3 separate regions of the Mus musculus genome follow, and all the other regions are linked to region 1. The links are chromatin loops, found by intact Hi-C in ENCODE. Cell type or tissue: heart. All regions are shown on one strand. Region 1 holds the start of Itpr1 (inositol 1,4,5-trisphosphate receptor 1). Region 2 overlaps Itpr1 (inositol 1,4,5-trisphosphate receptor 1). Region 3 overlaps Itpr1 (inositol 1,4,5-trisphosphate receptor 1).

Region 1 (8,000 bases):
CCTGTATTTAAAAAAAAAAAAAAAAGTAGAACAGAATCTCCATGAGATCATTATTAGCTAAGAAGCCATGTGAAGTTTTCTCAAGTCCTTTCCTTGCACACCATTGAATTAGTTCCAGAGTGTCCCATTCCCACCCCACCTCCACGGTCTAGTGTTTTTGCAGCTGAAACCACTTTGAGGGCAAAGTCAACAGATTGTTCTTGTGGCACTAACCTATTTCTCTTCTAAGCCACCACTGCTCCTCCCATTCCTCAAGGGAGGCTGGCAAAAGGAGCCACCTTTTTGCATGGGTAATAATGCCTCAGTGACTTTCCTGGGCGGGCTTCGATGGAGAGGCCGGAGTGATTCATTTGGAACATAAAGAACTTCCCTTGCTTAGTTAGAAGGAAATCTTGATGAGATTTTCTGTTCCGAATTGATTTAGTCAAGAGCAGATTGTGCTTGCCCCGTATACTCATGCAATGCACACATCCATGAAAGAAATGGGGAAAGAAAGAAAGGAATGGAGAAGAAAACCACTGCAACAACTAGTTGCCAGGCAAGCCAGAGGCCACAGGACAAGCTACCAACATTCCACAGGTAAAACTAAAGCGGTTTAAGCTCTCCAATTATTCACGTAGAGACACACCTGACTCCTTCAAACCTGCTCAGGTGCCGTGATGTGAATGACCACGCTATACTTCAGATATGAGCCAGGCCTAAGGCTGCACGGAGACACTGGCTTTCCTCTGGTTTTCCTTAACTGTCCTGATTCAAGCTTTCAACACAGAGCTTTCCAAAATGAATTCAGCCCAACGTCAAATCCTCCTACAAATACCTACAGTCTTTTATCCCTGCCAATGGCGCTATCATTTTCTTCATACATCAAACTAAGAATAGCTTGTACATTGTTGGTAAGACATAAATAAGTTAATGCATTAAGATCAATATGTTTACTATTTTTCCTAGCATCTCCCCCCACCCCCCGCCCAGTTCTCCATAAACTTAAACACAAGCGGTACACATTACTGCCCGGGCTGCCCAGTGACTTCATTCTGTATCTTGGTTTCTTTACCCACATCTAAGGTCTTCTGGGATACAGCTCTGCAGCTGGCTTGCTACTACCTAATGGAACAGCCTCATTATTTTTAGGCAAAAGATAGAGAAGAGTCTGTGGACCAGTTAACCTCGTCTGTAATGTACTTCAAAGAGAAGGCTGACCCCAAGCTTTAATCAACATAGACTTAAGTCCACAGAAGAACTAGCCTTCCCTTCCAAATGTTTCCCGCTCTGCCAGTATTCCTGAGGACCTTATCAACAGGAAACAAAAGCATTCTACTACCATAATGAAGTATCTGGCTTTTATTCACTAATTAGAAAAGCCCAAAGATTGTAGCCCAGGGAACAGCTAAATATTTAGGACATTAAAGAAGTTACCAAGGACCAGCTGCCCACAGCTCACCACCCACCCCTATTAACTTGTTGTTTACTCAATTCCCAGACATTTTAGGAAAACAAAAACAAAAACAAAATCCAATGGCCAAACCTGAAACCATAGTGGCACCTGTACCTACAGAAGCTTTATTTTCTAGAAACGGGCTGTGATGGTTTTAAATATGCCATTATACTGACAGAAATGCTGCCTGCCCTCAGCTCCTCATCCAGGAACAGGTCCCAAAGCAAGAGAAGCCCGCTGGGTTCCTTGACATTCAGGTGGCTCCAGTGAAACCCTGGAAGCGACTGTAGTATTCTTTAAGCTCTTCCTTCCCGTTTTTAAGTTCTCATTCTTTCAATTTGTCACTTTCATTTCTTGCAGCCCAGCCCATTCTGGGTACAGGCATGCCCACAACCGAACAGAACAAAGTGACAGTTTGTGAAAGGGAGGGGTATCTCACTCTTGCTTAGGGATCTTGGCAGATGAAAAGTTCTGCATCTTTGGGAATTAAACTAATGAGGGCTCCTCTCAGGCTGGTAAGGGACCACCCACTTTACAGTCCCTTTAACTGCACGTTGTGGTCGCTTACCGACATCTTCCCCACCCCACCCCCCTCACCCCGCCATGCTTCACTTCTGAGCGACCTTCAAAAGTGGCTGTCACTAGACCTTTACTCACCCAAGACCATGACCAATTTTGACCACGGTGTCTTTCTTTTCCCTACTTTACCTCTATGGCAGCTACAAGAGGACTTAGAAAATGCTTAGGACAAAAACCCATTTTTGACTACAGCACTCGGCTCGCACACTCACCTGACCCAGGTCAGGCACTCTGTAGCCAATGGACGCCCAGCCAAGGATGCAAATCCTGGTCCCTTGTAATCAGCTCCTAAATATTTAACAAAGAAAGAAGACTGAGTAGGGGATCTCGCGAGGGTCTATCAGAAATTCTCAAATCCAAGTTTTGACTTTTATAGCCTCCGCTTTTCCTGCAGATCCCACTCCCCTCCAAATTTAGCAGCTAAGTCGGAGGGATCTCTTTCCCCCAAATAAAAGCAAACCCAGCATGCTTATTTCCCGTCAGTAGCTGGCCAGAAAGATCAGACACGCAGAAACTTCGAACACGCCGGATGGGGATTGAAGGTGGATGGAAGTAAGGGACGTGTTGAGATCCCAAAGCACTTGTTTCCCCGCGTGGAGGCCAAGTATGTGAAACCCGCGTCCTCATTGGGCACGAGCTCCGTCCACACTTCTTTCCTCATCGCCCCCCCCCCCCTTCCTCCGGTTTTCTTCCTTTTTTTTTTTTTTAACCCACGGGGACCCCCACGCATGCATTATCCTACCAGCTGAGCAGCGCAACAGGGCTAGCTACATTTTTAGAAAGATTATTTCCTTGAGCGAACTCATATGACCCCCTCAAATACCCCCCCCCAGGGGGAAAAAAAACTATTTCCTGCAGACACTCCAACCGTTTCCAACTTGGGGGAATGCCATTTCAATACGGGGAAGGAGGTTGAAACCGGTCACTAGAGTCGAGGACGTTTGGGGTTACTTAAGCCTGAAAAAAAATATATACCTCCCCCCAAAACTGTTCACAGGGAAAGAAGCCCCAAAATACACGCCAAGTGCATGCAAAGCCACCAAAGCCACCAAGAACTCCCGGTGATCAGGGCAAAAACTTCTGCGCACGGGAGCTAGTGCCAACTCCCCGCGCCCTCTGCCCGGCCCCAGCAGCTACCTTGGTGACCGGGGAGCCACGCCGGTTTGGGGGATCAGGACCAGGAGAGGGGTTAGCAGCCGCTGGGCAATCCCATGTCCGCGAAGAGGGAGCTCGTTCCGTTAGGATGGGAGCGGAACACCCACACCTCCTCTCGGCGTGCGCTTTCTCTCTCTCCACCCTCTGCCTCCACCTCCTCCACCACCACCACCTCCTCCTCTCCTCCCACCCCGGCAGGCTTGAGGAAACGCTTCAGCAGAACATCCACATGGTTACTGCACTTTAAAGCAGCGCCCGACCGCTTATATAGGCCGGGAAGCTCCCTGGGCAATGTAGTCCGAGTCCCAGGTCGTGCCGGCGCCTGGGGCTGCGCAGAGGGACTACAAGTCCCAGAATCCCCTGGGCTCCGGGGCTGGGTTCTAAATAGACTCCCGCGCGCTGACCAGGGGTGGGAGGGGGAAGAGGCGCCCAGGCTGAAGGCTCGGGTTGCGAACTTGTGTCTGAACACCGGACTCCCCAGGTTTGGCAAGCCCGACCCACTGGGTATGTCCCCTACCTCTGTGAACCCTTCTCTTTTGACTTGTATCTTCCCTTCCTAAAGTCAGGTGTCACTAGGGTCCGGAGAGAGAGGAAGAGCTCGGATTACTGCTTCGGGAAGTTTTTACAAGCTATTTACCCACCCCCGCGCGCCCTGTGTCCTGGAGCCAAGAATTTCAGAAATCCGAGGCACAAAAACGCCAGTGTTTGCGGTCAAGGATTAAAGAAACAAGTTTGTCTTTATTAAATCTGGTCTAGTTTTTTATTGGATCCTGCTAGTGTCTGCATGAAAAACTAAGTCTGGAAATGGGGTGGTCCCTGCTATTGAGGATGCGGGGTAATCGTGTGAGAGCCCTTTTCTGAATTCGAGCTGGGTCTGTCTTTCGTCGCCCGGTAGGAGGTAAAAGAAACGCTACCCTGACGAGTGAGCAAATAAAGGAACCATGTTGTGACTTGCTGATGTTGTGATCGCGAAGCAGGAAAGAAATACAAACCGCGACCTCGGTCCTGACCCCGCTTCTAAGACCCCTATGCTCCTGGAATCTGTAAACGCTAAAGTAAATAAACCGCAAACCAAAAAAATAAGGGCTTCAGAGAAAACTGCTTATACTAAGATGAGTGCGTCCAGGCGAGGCGTGCTGCAAGTCTTCAACCCAAGCCTCTGGGCTGAAATGGATTTCCACACACCAGAAAATAGTGTAGGCTCCAGGCTGCAAAGTGCATAGAACTTTGGTCTTGGGAAGAAGAGTTTGCATCACAGGCAAAGTTATCCTACTGTCTCCTTCCCCATCCCACCCTACAAACTAGACTGCACGTATTCATTCCACAAACGTTCCCCGGGTGTCATCTGGGTGCCAGGCCAGGCACTGTGCCAGGATATGAGAGCGCGCCAAAATATATCATAACATCCTAAATGGGGGTCTGTCTGCTACCGCTAAAGACCTGTTAACAGTAATCCTTGTAATGAAAACAAATGGTTCTACAGAGCTCAGCCTACCTGCTTTCTGTACAGCATGCTATTGAGTGTCACTGATTCTGGGTTTGTAACCTCTTTGTATACAGCAGGTATAAGGCCAAAGAACAGGACAAGCCAGGTTAACTTTGGTCTCCTTTGCAACTCCAACCTGTACCTATACTAAGCACTTGCCCATTGGGACCTCCATCACCACCTCCTTAAAGGAGCCCCTCCTATTTTAGGAGCAGCCTCTAAGCCCTTAGGCAAATCACCTTGAACTCTTTACCCCAGGTTTGCCATCTAGAGAGGGATTCAATACTCATTAATGTTTGCCTGTTCTCTTTTCCTATTACGTGATTCAACAGCCTTGCCTCCTCTCGTGAAACTTTAAGAACAATAGAGGGCAAAATAGGTAACAATTATTGCATATTTAGTGCTCAACCTAACCATTAGGGGCATCACACGGGTGCGTCCTGTGGCCCAGGCATTGTTTCTAAGTAATTTAAGTAGATCATTTCAGCGATAGCACATGGAAAGCTAAAGGCATGCAGGTTAAGTTATATCCAAAAGGCACCGTTGGCAATCTAGGAGGCAAGTGGGGATGCTTCAAGCTGCCTGTCTGTCCTCGGGAAAAACCCCAACTTGTCACCACAGAGGAATCCACACCTTTCATATCTGTTGTTTTTTCCTTTCCCCGATAAAAACAACCTGATCCACTTTCCAAGTCCCTTTGACCCTAACTTTCAAGCAATTTCAACAAATCAGCCCACAAAACGGGTGGGGGTTGCTTCATGATATTCTAATGTGGATTTGCAAAAGAATCCTTGGCCATAGTTGAGAGGCACCGGCAGCTCATTTTCATCCTCCCCACACTGTAGACACAAGCCCTTTGTGTAGTTTATCCATGGTCTTCCCTCCCCAGCCGGAAGTTTCAGTGAGAGACCATGTCTTCCTTACATTTGTGTACTCCAGTCCCCTTGACTCAAAAAGGCTTACCCTTCTGTTTGCACATTTTTGCAGATTTGGAAAAAAAAAAAAAGTTTCCTGCAACCTTGTAATGGAAGGTGCATTGAGCATACAGAAGGCAACAGAAGCATGTCTTTCTGAGCATTTGGGCCGTTTAGCTGCTCAGATCAGTTTGCTTTGTCAGTGTGTGCACATAGTGCTGTTCAACGTTTGGCAAGTTCTGGAAGCTGCCAGATCACAGGAAAATACTTTTGCTAATTCTACTATGGCTCAAAGAGATTCTTTGTGTCAGACAGTTGATGTGTGGCAATGCTAACGGTGATAGATGCTAGAATGAGTGGCTTATACTCCTTTATGAGCTGAGGAGAGGGTGTGTGTGTCTGTGGGGGGTGAGCTGCTGCTTCTCTGTTATAATTTTTCTTGGGAAGAATTTTTCTAGACATGCATCTCCAATCCAGGAGCTATCAGCCATGTATGCACCGAGGATGCAGCTAGTTCTAAAGAAGATGTGAAGTACTTATAAAATACACAATGAGTTTCAAGCACCTAAACTTCAAACGCAAGGCTTCAGATATGTTGGACCACACACTTGAAATGACTTTTCCTGACTTTTTTTTACTTTTTAAATTGACTAAAAATTTAATCTGCAACTAGCACCTCTGGGCCTTGACATGCTTATACATACATATGTGCCATGAACAAATATCCCTATACATATGCAAACATGTTTATATAAACACATACCATACATGTGCCTAGTTTAAAAAAAAAGATAATCTGCCACAAAAGTACCCATGTGTAACTTTACCCTTGAAATGCCCACGTAGGGAGGTCAGAGGACTTTGCAGTCAGGACAGTGTTAGAGACTGAGTCTGAAGAAAGTCCAAAGCTAGCACAGCAACTTACTCCAGGGAAACCCCACAAATAGAAACAGTTTTTGTCAGCAATCCATGGCTGCAGACTTGGACTAAATTCTAAATTCATCTGCTGAGAAACCCACCCTCAGGTCCCCTCCTACTAAAGAAAGCAAGATGTGCCAAGGAAAGCAGGATTCAGAAAAAGCAAGGCTGACAACCAGCTGCACCATTAATATCCAAGGTGTGTGCTTGTGGAGAGAGTGATGGGACTAATCCTCTCCAGCCTTGTCGGCCCAGACAGTCATTGAGTTACAGGACATGAAAGAGCTTCCAAACCTTACCTGAGCTTTACCAAAACAAAAACATGAGCACCAAGGCCAGGAAAATAGAGCAGCTCACCCTGAGACCATGCCTGGCCACAAACCAAGTGTCAGCTTGTTGGAACACAAATCCCTAGTTTCCTCTAGTCACAAAGCCCAGTCATACATGACTATCATAGTGAGCCTTGAATGCTTCAGTAAATAGCTTCTTCAAGTCCCCCTTAAATGGCAAGACAACAAGCTGACACTCAAATCGGAATTCATTCTGTCCTGGAGAGAACTTCTTTTTTACCTGGTGTGATGGACTACCATTGAGCATGAGAAATATCAGTAAAGAGAAATCGATATTGTCTATGTAGTTCCTAGAGTGTCTTTCCTGACCATTTTTTAACCTTCTATGGTAGAAGAAAGAGGATATAGTTCTTTTGGATAATTTTATAAAACTCTTGGACACACATGTCTAAACACCACCAGATATTCCAAATAGTAGTAGCATCAGTCCTTGGAGTTTTTGCACTGAATGGTCCAAAACTCAGTCATAGGCACACTCACAAGACGATTGTGTTTGAGCGTTCTGTGTGGTTTTTGTTCTTACAGGCAAGATACGATCTTTGAAGATGAGTATTTGTGTACCGTTTGTAGCTCTAACTTGGGCACTGGGTAAAGAGAGGGGTGTTCAGCACTTATTGAGTCATGAGGTCTTAGAATTCTAAGGATGGCCAGGAGAAGCGATAACCTGCAGACCCTCAATAGTCTACACAAGACGAGACAGAGCTGGAATTTAAAAAAACAAATAAAGAAAAAACAGGAAAGAGGAGAAGTTAGTCTGAAGCTTAGAAAGGGAAGGCATTTCCTGTATCCAGGCCCAGGACATCCTGTTCCGCCAAGAGAAAACATCACAAATTGGAGGCTCTTCGTTTGTTGTCTGATCTCGAGAATTTAGAAGAGCCTGCTACTTAGTCACCTGGGGACTAGAGGGAACTGGGATGAAGTATCAGTGACCACACCAAGCAGGCAACACAGAACTTACAAAAGTCAGCAAAAAAACTGGGTTGGGTTTGTAGCTCTGTAGTAGAGGATTCACTTAGCATGCTTTTTAAAAATATAGACAAAAACTATTTGCTACTGCTTTTTTTCCATATGGAAAAGGCAGCTGTGCCACCCCTGATGGTATTATTGTCCATGCTGTCTGGAATCCCAAAACCATAAGGATTATTAATTTCTTACACATTATT
Region 2 (8,000 bases), 120 kb before region 1:
AACTCAGCAGCACTGAGGAGTTGGTTAAATGTCTTAGGACTGGGTGAACCAGAGAAAAAGGGAGTCAGGAACCTTCCATGGCTTGAGTGCACTCTAAAGCTCAGCTGGTGGAGGGATGATGAACTGTGTAATGTGGTCACCATGCAAGAAGGACTTGGGGGGCACACTTAAGAGAAAAATGAGAGTGCAAGAAACCACAGACATGCCCCTAGCCAAGTGGAATCAAATGGAAGGGAAGAAAATAGTGTAAACCTCAGAGACTACATCAAAAGGTCTCCACAGCACCCACGCTCCCCCAAGGCTAGGTCCCTAAGGGCCAGGGACTGGGGGTGGGGATGGGGTGGGGAGCAGCTAGCTGTTCCCAGCATGCTCTAATCCTGGGCTCTAGAAACAATGGCTGGGGGTTGTCTGAAGGCATTCCAAGCTCTGAGCTTCTAGATGTACACTGACAAAACTAATTCCTGTTTAGTGATGTGCTTGCTATGTGCAGGTACTGCGTACTGAAAATAGAACTAGACACAGCAGCTTCTTACATCACGATCAGCGACAGAGGCAAACTAGTCAAACAGACAAGTTAAATCACAGCAAGCTCGCACTGCTTGAAAACTAGATGAAGCAATTAACATGTGATGTTTGGCAAATCAGTGGCTTGCCTGTTAGTCTTTGCTATGTGACTGGTCCAGTGGGGGCAGGAATTAGAGGTCACTGCCTTTGGACCCAAACAGGATGCATGGAGAAGCAGAGATTCCCAAAGGCCATCAGAAAAGTATCTCCAGAACTAGAGCATCTAAAAGGTAGACCTGAAGGGCAGAAAGGATATGTGATGGGCAATCGCTAATGCTAACTTGATAGAGTCACCTTGGAGACAAAGCTCTGGGTGTGTCTAGGACAGGTCAATAGATAGAATCCTCTTTCTGTTTCCTGGATGCTAGTGCAACAATGACCACCCACCACCACACCTTCCTCGCCATGATAGGCTGTACCTCAAACAGGAGTCAAAATAAAGCCTGCCTTTTCTAAATTGTTCCTGTTTGGTACTTTGTCACAAACCGTGAGAAAAGCCATTAGTGCAGGAGGAGACAGTCTGGGGGAAATGCGTTCCAAGCAGAAGGCATGGAAAATACGTAGGCCCTGGACTGGGAGGGGAAATGATGTTTACAACATTAAAAGAACAGGAAAGGGGGTACCTGGGGTGATGTCTCCATGGTAGGAACATTTGCTGTACAGGAATGAAGGCCTGAGTTAGACTCTCCAGTACCTATATTTAGAGGCAACGTAGCTAGGCATGCCTATAAACCCCAGTTGGACCAGTGGAAAAAGTGGATTCAGGAGTGCCCACACACTCAGAGCATGTAAAACACACACGCGCACACGCACACACACAGAATGAAAACAAGCGGCTGACACGTAGAGGACAACAATAAGTTATAAGAGCTTTGGCTCTAGAAGCAAGCAGAGCTGCTATAGCGTGCAGGGTACCGGAGGCCTGAGGTCTGGGCATCTGAGTCTTGGAAGAGCAGTGGGAAGCCAAAGAGAGTCTTAAGCAAAGACAGAAGAGCTTGGTCTGCTTACAGTTACATGGGAACTTACTTTCTTTTTTTTTTTAAGTTTATTTTTCAATTGCTAGTTTTCATTATGTGCACTGTGTGGCCCGTGTGTAGGTGTGTATGTGCATGCAAGTGCCTGAGATGGCCAGAAGAGAACATCAGGTCTCTGGGAGTCATAGGTGGGTATGAGCAGCCAGGTATGGGTGGTAGGAACCAAACATGGCTTCTCTGCAAGAGTAATATACACTCTTAAACACTAGGCATGTCTCCAGCTCCTAAGGAAGAGTTCTTACACACCATGGAGCCTAGTGAGAAAGCAGAAATTAGGCAGGAAGGAGCAAGTATTCAGGAGAGGAGGAAAAACCAAGGATTTTATTTGGACTACATCAAGATTGGAATGCTCAGACAATATCCAAGTGAAAATGCTAAGTGGCAAGCAGGTCAACCAGCAACTAGAATACAACGAATGCCAAACAGCAACCTAAGGCTGTCAGCAGGCAAAGGCACAGAGGAATGATGAAAGGAGGGGAAGGCAAGGAAGTCAGGATTCAAAATCCACTCCAGCAACCCATCAGAAACTAGGGACATCATAGTCTCTCTATTGAAATTAAGAAAATACATTGACGTGAGACTTACAGAACCTTGACCTTGATTAACGATGTTCATACAGACAGAATAAAGCACTTTACTTTCCACCTCCAGAAGAAAAAAAAATGAAGGAAAATTTAAATTCAATATCATCTTCCATGAAACTAAAATTTATCTTCGCAACTTACAATGAAGATGGAAAGAGGAGGAGGGTAGAAGTAGACAGATGGAGTGAAATGAAGCCTGTGTTGCTGCAGAGGAAAACAAGAGGCAGCAGAGTGAGTTTGTAAAACTCCAGCAAGGCTCAGGAGCTGGAGGCTGCAGACACGGAGCATGGTACAAGTTAGGTCTGAAAATGTATATAGAAAAGGCCATTAGATCTTGCGGGGCATCACCACTAAGCACCCAGTGCACTATGCACACGTACTAAGGACAACCGCAGGTGGGGGTAGGCACAGAGGCTCAGAAACCCTGAACACCAACTACAGTGAAGGAGTAAGAGATGGAAGTAGAAATAAATGAAGCAAATACAAATCACAAGGGGGATGGTGAGATACACAGGCACTCATAGCCAGGGCCTTCTTCTCAGGTGGGAATCTAGAACAGGAAATGCCAATCATAGATTCCTGGGCCAACTGTGATCCATCTCAGCTCATCTGTGTATGGCTCACAAGCTAAGAAGGGTTTCACATTTTCACATTACTGGAAACAAAATACATGGTAGTTTATAACATAAAATTATGTCAAATTCAAATTTCAATGTTCATAGAGAAGATGAATGACTCTCACCAATAAAAACATTTTAGGAACATTTGTTCTCTTGTTATATAATACTCTGAGTTCTGCCTACTAAACTGCAAAGCATAAAACATTTCCTGTCTCAAGGTTGTCAAGAAGGCTAAGTGGGTAAAGGCATTTGCCATACAAATCTGTTGACCCGAGTCCAAAGCCTAAAACCCAGGTAAGGGTTAGGGTGCGTAGGAGAGATTCAACTCCTGGGCATTATCCTCTGACCTTCACACTCACAATAAATAAATGAAGTAGTAAAGAAGTAAATGTGTTACTTTATTACTTTAAAAAACATTTCCTGTCTCATCCTTTACTGGAAATGTATGCTGACCTTAGACCTGAGGCTCCTTCTGAGGAGACATGTAACGCTCCAGAGAGATGCCTTACCTGTAGTCTCTAATGAGAAAGGTGGCTTGCTATTTAATAATTTGTGAGTGAAAGTAACCATTCATAAGCCCTACCAACTCATGTGCTCCCAAATCTACAGGCTACTCAATTAGCTCCCTCTGGTTCCCCTCTTCCCACCTTATCTACACAGACAACCAAGATCAGCAGACGCAGAATTACTTCCTGATGCTACACAGGGGTATCTGACAACTGAGAAATGCAACTGAGGACACAGAGAATACAAGGAATGATTGGGAGCAAGCATCCACAGTCAGCCTCCTCACAGGTAAGACTGGGATTTATCGTCTTAAATATGCATGAGGCCCTACCCTGTGACAAAGGAAAGGAATTTAAAATCAGGAACTTGGCATACAATGACAATGCAGTTTTTAAGCACAGGAAGTTTTGGAAACTAGGTTAAGAGACTTTCTCCAAAAGTAAAAGCAGAGAGGACAAAAGTAAAAGAGAAAAGGAACTGGCAGGTAAAACCCACAGCCCTGACACCCTAGGATTTCAGAACGAGACACTGAGAGTGCAGAAATCATCACAGAAAACATCCTGGAAGTGGCGAAGACTTTCTAGTTTGGGGAAAACCTCACCACATTCCTACATATGGTTAGTATCTAGAATTTTTAGATTAATGGGGAAAAGGAGAAGATAGTTGAGTCTTTTAGTAGAAGTGGGAAAGCCATCAACTCTCAAACAATAACATTAACAACAACAACAATACCATCAAACATTTTATATGAACTATCCTGGGATTCCATTCCGACAAAACACTGGCATCAGACTACTGACTTATAATGATTGTCAACCGAGGATTCTGACTGTACTAAATAACCAAGAAGGCTTGAGAGCCAAGTCTCCCACTAGTTAGGACGTTACCGGATAAGCTCTACCCGAAGGAGGAGAAGACATTTTCTGAATATATCTATCTGTGTGGAGGTACAAGCATGAGAGTACAGGTACCCGCAGAGATCAGGAGAGGTACTGAGTTGTTCATTCTGTCCTGGGATTTTACTTTCCCTGACAAGGGTATGTATAGGACATGATCTAGGGAGCAGCAAAGAGCGCTGGCTCTCAGTACACTAGCTGGGAAGCAACCCAAAGCTTGCAGGCATCGTCAGGGATCTCGTGAGGCACAGCAGCTACAAGAGTGCTGAGCTGAGCCTTGCGAGAAGCAGTGCCCTCTCCCTCAGTGCCTGCCTACAGTTTCTGTTACAAGGACTTGTGTGACCAACAAGACAAGCACCCAACAAGCCACCACTGCTTAAAGGGCTGGAGAACTGACACTGCTGGTAAGTGTCGGCGGCACGTGCATGAGGATTTCAGTTAGGACACCTAGCACCCATGTACTATCAGACACAGCGGCCTGAGCCTGCAATCCCAGAGCAGGGTGTGGGAGCAGGGTTTGGTGTCAGGAGCATGAAGAAGGTGCATTCCTCGAGTTTGCTAGTCAGCTACCCTATCCCAAATGGTGAGTATCTGGTTTGGTGAGAGACTGTGTCTCAACAACAACAATAAATTGAAGAACAATTGAGAAAAGACATTTGACATCAACTTCTGAATTCTGTGGGCACACACACACACCCTTTTACACACATATACTCACAAAATGTAAAAATAAAAACTCTTCATTGACCCAGTATATATAAATGGACTCTTATCGAGAGAGTCACAATTAAGAAACAAACAACATCTGCTGATCATTTATACCTTTTTTTTTTCTGAAAAGATAAAAACCAGCAGAATAAGTTTCAGAAGGGGGTGGGTGTTATGAGTGTCAGTTCCTCACCAGGATAATTTCTTACCACTAAGGTATCAATGAAAAAGAAATGCAAAATACCACATACGTAAGACCCATCCTGTCTCAAACTTACTACACGATTAGTACAGAGAGGAGGGTTGCTCTTCCTGACGAGTCTGCTGCTCGTGCATTCAGTAAACATGCAGCAAACAAATCAATGGGAAGACGGGCAAGATCAAAGGGCACCCTCAAAAAAAACGGCTCGCAAACTTACTCCTATGTCTAACAAACGCCTTTCAGTAAGCAAGTTATTAACTCCAGGTCACTGTAGCGGAAGCTGGTTAGACACTGTTGTGTCTACTGAACTCTAATCACACTTCCCAAGCTGTGGCCTCTGAAGTTAAGTGACATTTTCCAATTGGGAGTGCCAAGCAAACCTGGTGTTACCTGTCTGCAAAAGGAATAAACATTGTCATTAGGAGACGAAGGACAAGAAGTTACTGCTTTTCCATTTGAGACACCCAGATGTCTTCTCCAAATAGAAAACTTAAGATGATACATGTAGGGTCACCTTTTGTCACCTTCCCTGTGTTGGGACAATCTTTCATACATCTTCTGGAACTGGAAGTACAAGAAAGAACTACTTATCTGGCCTCTAGCTGAGAATTCAGGTTTTTTTCATTTAGATTGGCACTGGTCCTGAGAATGGCAGCTACCAATCAGCTGAAACAGCAACTCTACCCAACTCTACTCACCAGCAGAACATAGATACCTGCCTACACCTGTGTAGTTAGATGCTGCATCCTGGCCTCTACACCTGAGGAGATGTCTGCAAGGACATCAGATGCCCTACTAAAGAGCACCTTAAGGAGCAAGGTCACATGGCCAAGGGCAGCACAGAGTCCCTTCAAGACAGAGTAGGGATGGAGTCATAGGACCACAGGGTTCATATCACAAATCTGGCAGAAACATCACAACTTCACTGTACTCAGTACTGACTTCAGCCTCTACACAGAATGTTCAGGCTAGGCAAGGGTCTTACTGTTCAGCCGGTGTTAGTCATTTTTATTGTTTGCAATGGACAGTCCTAGGTGACTTGAAAATGACAAAACATTTTTCACTCTCAAAACTTACACTGACTCCAAAGAGAACGCCAACTGTTGTTGCTGCTGCTGCTGGTGGTGGTGGTGGTGGTGGTGGTGGTGTGCAGGTACCCACAGAGACAGGTCCTACCTGTCTCTGCTGCTCACTGCCTGATCAATCTTCTCCAGAAAACTAAACTTTTCCCAGTCTTCCTGTCTTCCCCCTTCAATCATCCCTTGGAGATTGCAAAGCCCTCTCTATTCATATAAGAGCTTCCATTCAATGCCCTGTAATTAAGAGGAAGTGAAGATCTGTGTGCATCCTCCAACGTTCAGGAGTATAGTCTGCTCCATCGCTTACATTTTGAATAATTTGGGGGAAATTATCTACATATTTAAGTTTCTTATCTCCACAGGGAATAGCCACAAGAGCTAGATCACAAGTTAACTTTCAAAATGAAATCAGCTACTTCACTTGAAGGCCTCTGAACACATCCTAACACAGTGATGAGTCAATTAAATACCATTGCTGTGAAACAGTGGGCAGGCAAACGGCACAGTCACGCAACACCGAGATGCGGGGAGGCCATGCTGCCCTAAAAAGCAAGCCAGTGTCACACGAAAACAGCAGGGACAGGTTTCACAAATATTATTTTACTTTGAGTGAAAGGTCACAAGGCAGTGATAACAAAATGAGTCTGTTGACACAGAGTGGCCCCATTTATATGAAATTCCTGACAATATCAAAACAGTGGTCACCTCTGTTGGGGAGTGGGATGCTGGTGCTTGGAGAGATCAGATGCGTTTTAGGGAAAGAGTAATTTTCGGTATATTCAAGCATGGGAATGAAATGAGTAGGTAAAATTTAATCAGTGATACATTTAACGTCTGTACATATATATGTGTACATAGATGGACGTATATATACATACATGTATTTAAAAAGACCTCAAACAATGAATTTCTTTTTATGGTTCCATGAAAAGGAAGATCTTGCTGATAAGGAAAAGGAAGAAGAAAAACAAAATTTCCCTTCAAGAAAAAGGTCAAAAGTGTCTGATTTCTATCACTAGAAAAATATGCTTTGTTTGGTCAGGGTTCAGGGTTGGGAGTGGGAAGGGGAGGGGAAAGCGAGAGAGATGACATCACCAACTTCCCCTATGGCTTCAGTCTTCTGTGTCACCAACACAGACTCACTCAGGCAATGCAGTTTTTCAGGCCTGATCCCTTTTGGCCCAGGGGGCCTGCAACAGAGCACAGGACGGCTTTCCTGGGTTGCCGATTCTACCCCAACAGCTGGAATTGGAAGCAACTTGAAAATGTCCTCTCAAACCAAATAACACAATGTCTGGAAATGACATCACGTTAATCAAGTCCATGAAGCAAGGTGCTGGCTCGTCACTGCTGAAGGTCGGCGCTGCACGTCCGACCGTTCTCCAGTCTCCAGGTTTTACTCTTTGTTCAATAGAAAGTCTTAAAAACCACCTTTGAAATTTATTTTCAAGCTTACACTTTTTAACCAAACCCAAAGAATTCACTTGGTTCAAGGAGGTTTTGGCTTGTTTGTTTGTTTTGTTTTGAAGCTGTAATTCAACATAAAGGGAATGAGAGAAGGTTGTGGGGGGAAAAAAAGGAATGCTGGATGGATCTATCCAATAAAAAGAATCTAACACATGGACACATGGAGAGTCGGGGGTAGAGCGAGAAAAGTCACATTTGTGACACAAACAACACTGTAGGCTTTGGGGTGAAAACTCTTGCTATATTGAACTCATTTCACCTCTCAGAGTCAAAAGCAAAGAGATCTCACTGCACCAGGCCTGGTGTTTCAAAACCTGCAGCCTTAGCCACGCCAGCTTA
Region 3 (8,000 bases), 94 kb before region 1:
CAAACCTTGCTTTATTTGGGTTCTGGAAATTCAAACGCATGTCCGGACACTTGCAAGGCAAGCACCTTACCCACCCCCAAACCATCTCCCAAGCCTTCCATTTGGGGATTTTTGTCTGCCAATCTCATGCCAGGGGCGTGGGGAGCAATACAACTTTACCACAGCAGTCTTGGCAGCTGAGATCTGCTTAAGGGTAATCTCCCTACACAGCTTCTATTTTGGACTCCAGCAGGCTATTTAGCAAAAAGTCAGATGAAAGGTGTTAAGAACCTCTGCAGTTAGAAGCTGTCTTCAAGAAGACTCCAGGCAGTGTGATTTACAGCCTTCAGTGATAACCATTAGCTGCTAAGCTACCAATTAGGGACGCCTGCCTTTTTAGCAAGTCCTGACCAAATGGCAACAGCTTCTCCTTCAATCCCCCGTGCATTCTTCTCCCTATTCTCAATTCACACTGGTGACAGCAAAGCTTCCAGATGGCTGCTGAAGTCACAAATTCCAGCCACCACTAGAGACAGCTCCATAATGAACTGGAAAGGGGAAAATCCCACAAAATAAATAAATAAGGGATACTCCAAAGGCAGGACCAGTGAGCTCAGGCCCGCTCCTCAGGTGAAGAAATGGAAACTCATAGCAGCCACATCCTGAGAACTTCTTAGCGAGTAGAAATGTTCTCCCTTTTGCCCCAGAGCAGGTCAAACAGAAAAGAGGCCAGTCTACAATCTTCATTTGGATGACATCACTGTGCATCTTACATATAACTTATAAAGTACCAAGGTAAAGCAAGGCCAGCTGATCAGCATGATCTCCCAGAGAATGTCCCTTTAAAATTATGCCCAAGCCCAACTCACAACTGTAGACACAGAACACGAAGAAACAATGTGGTAATCTCCTAGGAAATTATTCCTAGCAACCAACACCTGAGAGGCCCTGAAAATCTGACAGTTCCAAGTAGCAGATGAAAAAAAGTCAGGGAAAAAACAAACAAAAAACAACACAGTAATGTAACAAGACAAAGGAAGCTCAAAAGAGACAGTGGCAGGCCAGGGTGATAGGTCAAAACTTGGGAGGACCTAAGCTTGATCCCCACAACTCACATAAAAAGGCTGCCTGGGTAATGTGTGCTTATTACCCCAACTCCGAGGAAGGAGAGAAGGAGAGACGGGCAGATCCCTAGGGCTTGCGCATCAGGCTATCTAGGCAACCTACTTGCCTAGGCCCCAGGCAAAGTAAACGATTCTCTCTTGAAAAGAAAACCTTAAGCAATCATGTATGGCTCCTGAAGATCGACAGTGCAGCCTGACTTCTGGCTGTTACAAGCATTATATATACATATGTCTACACATCTGTGCATACACAAACCCGTGCGCTCGTGCTCACACACAGCACACAAAGCACACATGCAAAGAGAACCTGGTGCTAAAGAAAGGTCAGCAGTGATTTTATGGAAGAATCATCAATCACCAGAAGAACGCATGCAAATCATACAGGCAGCCTCCAGCACTGGACGATCAGACCGATGGAGAGAAAGCCTGCAAGGCTTTCTACGCAGGACCAGGCAGGGGCTTCAGCTGTGAGAAGGCCCTTAGTGCAGGCAGCTGGAAGGCCACTTCCTAAGTCTGGCAGTCAGGTGTATATGTCTAACTGTGGGTCTGAGCATGTTAATTCTTGAGGCCTGTGTTTCCGAAAAATAAAAGATGTGACCAGCACCCTCCTCATAAGAGAGCATGTTTGCAAATTTACATATGGGTGAACTTCAGTACAGTCCAGGTACCATGAAGTACTCAATACCTGTCGCTGTAGCAGAAATCATCATTATCCATGTGAAAATGCACCAGAATAGAGAATATGTGCAAAGGACAAAGACACACTCACTCCACCCAAGGAATGGTCATCCTAGTGCAGGATGACTTTGGGTGGCCGCACTATGGAGACAGGTGATTGGTCGGTTTCATGTTGTTCCCTCAGCATCAGGCAGCCTTGTTCCTGACACATCTTGAGTGCGGCTTTGAATCTTCTCAAGTTGGCTTGCTATTTTCTCATCAGCAGACAGAAATACATGAACCAGATAGGAGTGAATGGAGAATTCATCTGCCCAAACACCTGCCAGAGCAGGCAAGCAGGCACGCAGGCAAGCAGGCACACAGGCACGCACACACAATCGTGCAGGTGGGTCACTCCAGTGTGCCCCCCCCCTGGCTTGGGTGGGTGGGTAATACATCCTGACAGCATGGAGCTCAGGGTAATTGTGGTATTGAACACGTGCAGTCTTCCCTTCTACATCTCTCTCCCTCTACCCTAGCAAGCTGCCAGATGTCACTCCTTTGCCAGACAGTGAACTGCTGGGGATTTGGGAAAAGAGGGAAGTCATTTTGGACAGGCAGAGCTGGAAGAGAGAAATGTAGGCATGCTTTAAAAAAAGAGGGGTGACCGGGGGTAGGGGGTGTGGGGGGTAGGCTTCACCAACAAGTTCTAGAAAACGAAAGTGACTTCAAAGCTTGCCCAATCCTCACCACCATGGAGAGGCAGGCCATGAAAGATGGGAGGGAAAAACCGGTCTCAGGGTAGCTAGGCAGCCGCCTCAAACCATTACCAAATTCAACTTCCCTTTTTAAAAATAAATAAAAGTTTTTTAGAGAAATGTTCCTGTCTGAGCCAGGAGCAAGGACTACTCCATTAACTCCACCCTCATCTTCAGCTCCACCTTTCATCCAGAAACATCTAACTTGCATTCAACACACTACAAACTTCCTTTTTAGGCTAAAGCACAAACTAACCATGGCCTGAAAGATAAACCACACCTTCTTGTCACTCTTGTGTTCAGTCTAATTATTTTTAAAGTGCTGCTGCTCGGCTTGCCCAGGTCGGGAGGCTAGATCCCACCAGGAAGAGGAGCAGGAAGGGGAGGGGCAGCCGCCTGAGTGGGAACCACTAAGATGACTGTTTCTTTATGACACCGGAAGCCGTACTTCAGAAGATAACTGAGGACATGGATCTGACTGAAATCAATGTCATCTATCCTGTGGTAGATAAAGCCCTCCAAGAAGCAGAGCCAGAGAGAATAACGAGGGGAAAGGCAATCTAGGCAGCAGGATCCTGGGAAATGAGAAGGACCAGCCCACTTGGGGCTCGGAAGAAAGGAAAAACAAACAAACAAACAACAGAAACCAAACAAACAAACAACAACAGAAACCAAACAAACAAAACACCGGAACACTCTGGAGTCCCTGGTTTCAAAAGGAAGTTTATTCTTAACTATACACCTATTGTTAAACATCTCATTAGCCTGAGGTCCAAACATCACCTGCCCTGGAACCAGTGAGAATCCATTAGGATCCCCATTAGAACCAGGAACCCCAAGCTTCCAGCAAGCTCTAGTTCTCCTCAGGAGATGGTGGAGGGCAATAGTGCTTGAAACAGTGAAAAGGCCCTTTCCAGGAATAACGAACTCCACAGCTGACCATATAAGGCAAATGAAAGCAAAAGGCCAGGGAGGCTCTTCCTCGGAGCAGCCGGATAAGGGACAGGGACACACACCCCAACTCGAGCCTGGACTGTCTGGATTGTGGACAGGAAGAGAAAATGCTAAGAGCTACAAAAGCGAAAACACGGAGGGAGCCAAAGGAGAAGCCGGGGTGCGCTGTTTCCAGCCGGGGAACAGGCTTGGCCTGGGAACCTTCAGACACTGTGCGCTGCTGTGCACAGACCCTGTGAAACTGTGCAAACGGGCAGAGTCTGGCACTAGAATTCAAAAGTAACTGCTTTTTTTCAAATCCCCAAGTACAGACTCATAGTCTACAGCTTCTATAGGACCTCGGTGTTACATATGAACCTACACAATCAATTTCCATCTTTCAAATAAAAACATTTACAAGGCTGATTTCATCTAAGTGTTTATTTCACTGTTTTTTTCTTTTTTCTTCCAAACTAAGTCCAAAGTTCATGTTTTAGGAACTCTCCTTATAGAAGAAACAACTCGGTTCTTTAAACTATATTTTCCTCCTCCCTTATGCCAAGAGTCCTTTATATGCTGAGAAAATTTACAATAAATAGCAGAGGGGATGATTGCTATTGTTATAATAAAGGTTGGCTGTGGGGGAGGAAAACAAAACTCTCTAATACAGGGTTCAAGCTTAGATTCTGCCACTGTCTCCTGTGGGTTTTTAGAAATGTCACCAAGCCAGAGTGTGGGCATATGACAAGAGAAGACAGAAGCACCCAGACAGATGGGAAGAGAGCACATTCCATAGATTTTTCCAGAAAAACCTAGCCCTGCTTTTCCTCTCCTTGAGCCATGTAGATTTCTAAAAGCAAAGCGGCTCACTGGAAACTGTAACAAACCATTAACAAACCATCAGTCGGGAAGAGAGGTTTGTAAAGGGTTAAGTGCTCAGAAAACAGTCTGTCACCTAGTTAACAGTGTCTGCCTTCCAGGACCAGAGTCCGGCCTATCCACTTCCTTTCTGTGCAATGCCCTCTCTCACTCATTCTCCGGCATTAGTTATGTTTCGGGAGTCTGGAAAGAATCTTGCCAACCTCAGCAGTGTAGGAAGATGCTCAAGGCTATCTGCATCTTGACCCTGACCGAAGGCAGAAGCAGCAAGATATACAGGCTGGTGGGAGAGGAGAAAGTGGCCATCTATCTCCTAAATAGACTCAAAACTGGGTCAGCTGGCTCACCCTGGACACACTGAGGGAGGTAGGAGGTGTCTCACTCTCAGCGGAAACCCAGCCCTCAGGCTGTAAACTACCCAGCTACTTCTCTGGCGCGTTCCAACGTTGCTACATCAGAAAGCTCATTACGGGGATGGAAGGGGTACTTGACAAAAGCAAAGAGGTGTCCAATCTCTAGGTTCGGAGATTGATATCTAAGGTTAGTTGTGTGACTGCATGGAGCACACTTGATCTGACTTGACAGCTCAGTATTTGTCAATGCATTAAGGCCAGGATTGGATCTTTTGAGGCCTGGCATAGAGCATAAGTTTAAGGGACACTGTCAGAATTAGGAAATGAACAGAGCCCTTTAAAAGCTCCTATGATCCTGATGTTCAGTGACTCTAACCTGTGCTCTACTTATAAACATCTAGCTCCTATCCTACTTTTCAAAAAGGGGGAACAACAATAACAAAAATAAAACCTTTAAAACCCAAGACTCAAGTAGATTTCTTTTAGATAATAAAAAATAGCGGAAAGAGAATCTGATAGCAGCTTCTGTTGACGAGATGGCATTTCTAGTCCACAGGGAGCAGTGTAGGTCCCTCCAACCCAGCAAAGCCTTGCAATGACCTAGCAGATACAGTTCTAGGGCACGATTTCTGACCTGTAAGATTAACTTATATCCAGGACAGAAAACAACATGGTTCCCCCCACCACCACCACCACCACCACAGTCATTTTTGCATCGCAAATGATTTCTGAGCATTGGCTTATTTTTAGCACTTCATACAGTGGAGTCTGCACAAAGCAAAAATAGATGTTTGCTTCATATAAAGCTTGTAATGGGGTGGGCGTTACTTGTTGTCCCAGACTTATTTAATACTGAATTGAGATGATCCCAATATAGATTACCACTATCATCTCCCATCTTTCTAAAAGAGACTTATGTAGAACATGGCAAGCAATCTGAACACAAGAAACGGCATACACCACGCTTGTCTAGGAGCCGAGAGCCCTGGTGCCAGGAGCTATGAATCCTAAAGACAGCACAGCTCAGGAATAACAAACGCATCCTCTCCGGGGATGAGCTTCACCCATACAAGGGTTCCTCCTGGGACTGGACCTTGGAGCCTCTGGTTACTGCAGTTGCTGCCTTTAGCACTGGTCTGGCTAACCTGCCTCTAGCTGCAACCACAAAGGCAGTCTCCAAGGTAGCCAGGCTGTCATGGTTGCTGAGCCCCTTCCAAAGTTTCTCCATAGAATTACTTGGAAATTTTGTCTACTTGATATAGGTGGTTATTTTCCTTTTCTGAAACTCTGAGTGGTTTTACCCTGAAAAAGAGACTGCTTTACACCCCAGGGTCCTCACAGTTGAATCCTATGCGTTACGTAATCCAGGGAAGAGAGGTAAATTCAAGCTGCTCTGGCAGCTGACATAATGCTTGCTGTTCATAGGAAATGGGGTTTGCTGGCTGGAAGAGGAAACCTTCACTCCTTTTTGCTGACGTCTCCCATAGTGAGGAGGATCTACCTTCAAGGCCACCAGTCCTGGTTTCTGTGCGTCTGCTCAATTCTTCTCAGTGAAAGGCAGCTCTGTCCAATGACTGCCAAGTCTGTGCATGCTTAGCTCAGTCTCTGCAAGCTGTCTGATGAGAGAGGCTTCTGTGATGAGCGCCCCACCCAAACTCACCCCATAGGCAAAGGGAAGGAGAACAAGGGTGGTTGTGGAAAACACACTTATGGGGCAGCGGCATCACAGACACGAGCTGTAACAGTGAGGGCGATCACTCCCTGGAGCTGTCCATAACCTCCCTAGAACCTCCCAGTAATTTTCCGTAAAGTCACCTCTGGGTCATTACATAATCTATATGATCCTTCCTCTATTATTCTTAACTTTGGTGCTATACAACACATATGATACATGTGATATGACTATACACACACACCCACACATACACACATTAAGCTAATGGAAATAACAAGTGCAGTCAGCCCTCTGTATCCAGGGATTCCATATGCATAAATCAAACACTGGCAGAAACAACCTTTGAGGAAAGAAAGTTGTGCTTATAATGAACATGTAAAGCTAGTTTGCTTATTGTTATCTAAATTTTATCACTAATGTATAGCATTGATGAGATATTAGGTCTTACAAATAAATTCGAGATGATTAAAGTATATAGGAGATTATGCCTAGTTTACATGAAGATACTATGCCATTTTATATAAAGCCTTGAGCAGTGGCTGCTTTTGCTACCTCTAATGGTCCTAGAATTAATTCTCTGTGGCTACCAAGCTATAGCTCTATTTATAAAGAGTTATTGGCATTAAAAGGTATTATCATTATATAACTAATAATTACAATGCTAAAAGTACCTACTTGTACTTTAATTTATTTCCGGCAATGTTTTATGAGCTATATAAATACTTCACAGTAATTGTCTCATTTAATTATCAAAACAAACATCCTTTAGCAAAATCTGAGACTGCAAGAACTTAAGGAATTTCATAGTATCACACAGCCAGGAACTAACCCATGGCAATTTGACCCCACCATGCCTTCCAAAGCTCTCAAAGCTACTGCATTTGAGTCTGAAAGTTCAGACAGCAGTGGTCATAGAGCCACTCACTGTACTGACTACATGGAGCTAAACATAATGTTACAATATGCTAAAATCAGTAGTTCACAGAAATGTCTTCCAGCACAAGGTTACACAAAGACTGAGTAGTCTTACATATAAAATCTAAGAGACAGAAAACCTTCAACACAGCAAACCTTCTGAGATACGTTATCTGTAACAGTTGTTCTTGGGAACATCTTAGGGTTTCTCTTGTTGCTGGGATAAAACACCAAACAACTTGGGGAGCAAAGGGTTTATTTCAGCTCACAGCCTTGCAATCCACCATCAGGGAAGTCAGGACAGGAACTCAAGGCAGGAACCTGGAATAGGAACTGAAGCAGAAGACATAGAGGACCGCTGCTTATGGCTTATCCTCATGGCTAGTTTAGCATGCTTTTTCATTCTATCCAGGACCACCTGCCAAGGGATGGCACTGCCCTCCACATCACACGTGAATACAGGATTTCCTACAGACCAATCTTATGGAGGCATTTTGTCATGTCAATCTTCCCGTATATGTCTAGATTTGTGTCAAGTCAACCAAACACTAACCAGGACAGGAACTCTACCTTTCACCATAACTGTCTCAGGGACATCTCAACGCTTGTACCTCATGCACAAATGTCGAAGGGAAGATCATGGCACGAAAGGCTCCATTAGCAACAAGGACTCAAACCCTAGAGAAGCTCAGCCCAGACTGCAGGTACTTAGAGCTACCTTTCCTAG

Evidence for each region. A loop is a pair of places that touch in the nucleus more often than their neighbours do. Peaks named below come from ENCODE experiments on the same cell type or tissue, not always from the same donor. Only the 100,000 strongest peaks of a DNase experiment are listed, where the experiment ranks them.
Region 2: it touches region 1 in a loop (1.9-fold over the local background); 10 of 42 quality-filtered maps call a loop at or near these places.
Region 3: a loop joins it to region 1, with 5 times the contacts of the local background. A loop is called at or near these places in 7 of 42 quality-filtered maps.

What each region holds. Positions count from the first base shown.
Region 1 is chr6:108,208,505-108,216,504 of GRCm38, reverse strand. Itpr1 (inositol 1,4,5-trisphosphate receptor 1) reads right to left here and starts at 3,409. Exons shown (of 62, transcript NM_010585.5): 1 at 3,152-3,409; 2 at 2,227-2,302. It overlaps Gm38872 (predicted gene, 38872), which reads left to right and starts at 3,587. Exons shown (of 3, transcript NR_167935.1): 1 at 3,587-3,650; 2 at 3,732-3,899; 3 at 4,065-4,249. In heart, no CTCF peak of the experiment used is centred here; DNase peaks (open chromatin) are centred at 2,604, 3,444 and 4,424; H3K4me3 peaks cover 3,910 bases; H3K27ac peaks cover 2,775 bases.
Region 2 is chr6:108,327,117-108,335,116 of GRCm38, reverse strand. The region is part of intron 4 of Itpr1 (inositol 1,4,5-trisphosphate receptor 1); the gene reads right to left. Among named protein-coding and RNA genes, the nearest start is that of Itpr1, 120 kb to the right of the region's middle. In heart, no CTCF peak of the experiment used is centred here; a DNase peak (open chromatin) is centred at 4,496; H3K27ac peaks cover 1,417 bases.
Region 3 is chr6:108,302,028-108,310,027 of GRCm38, reverse strand. The region is part of intron 4 of Itpr1 (inositol 1,4,5-trisphosphate receptor 1); the gene reads right to left. Among named protein-coding and RNA genes, the nearest start is that of Itpr1, 93 kb to the right of the region's middle. In heart, no CTCF peak of the experiment used is centred here; DNase peaks (open chromatin) are centred at 2,897, 3,537 and 4,577; H3K4me3 peaks cover 1,660 bases; H3K27ac peaks cover 3,719 bases.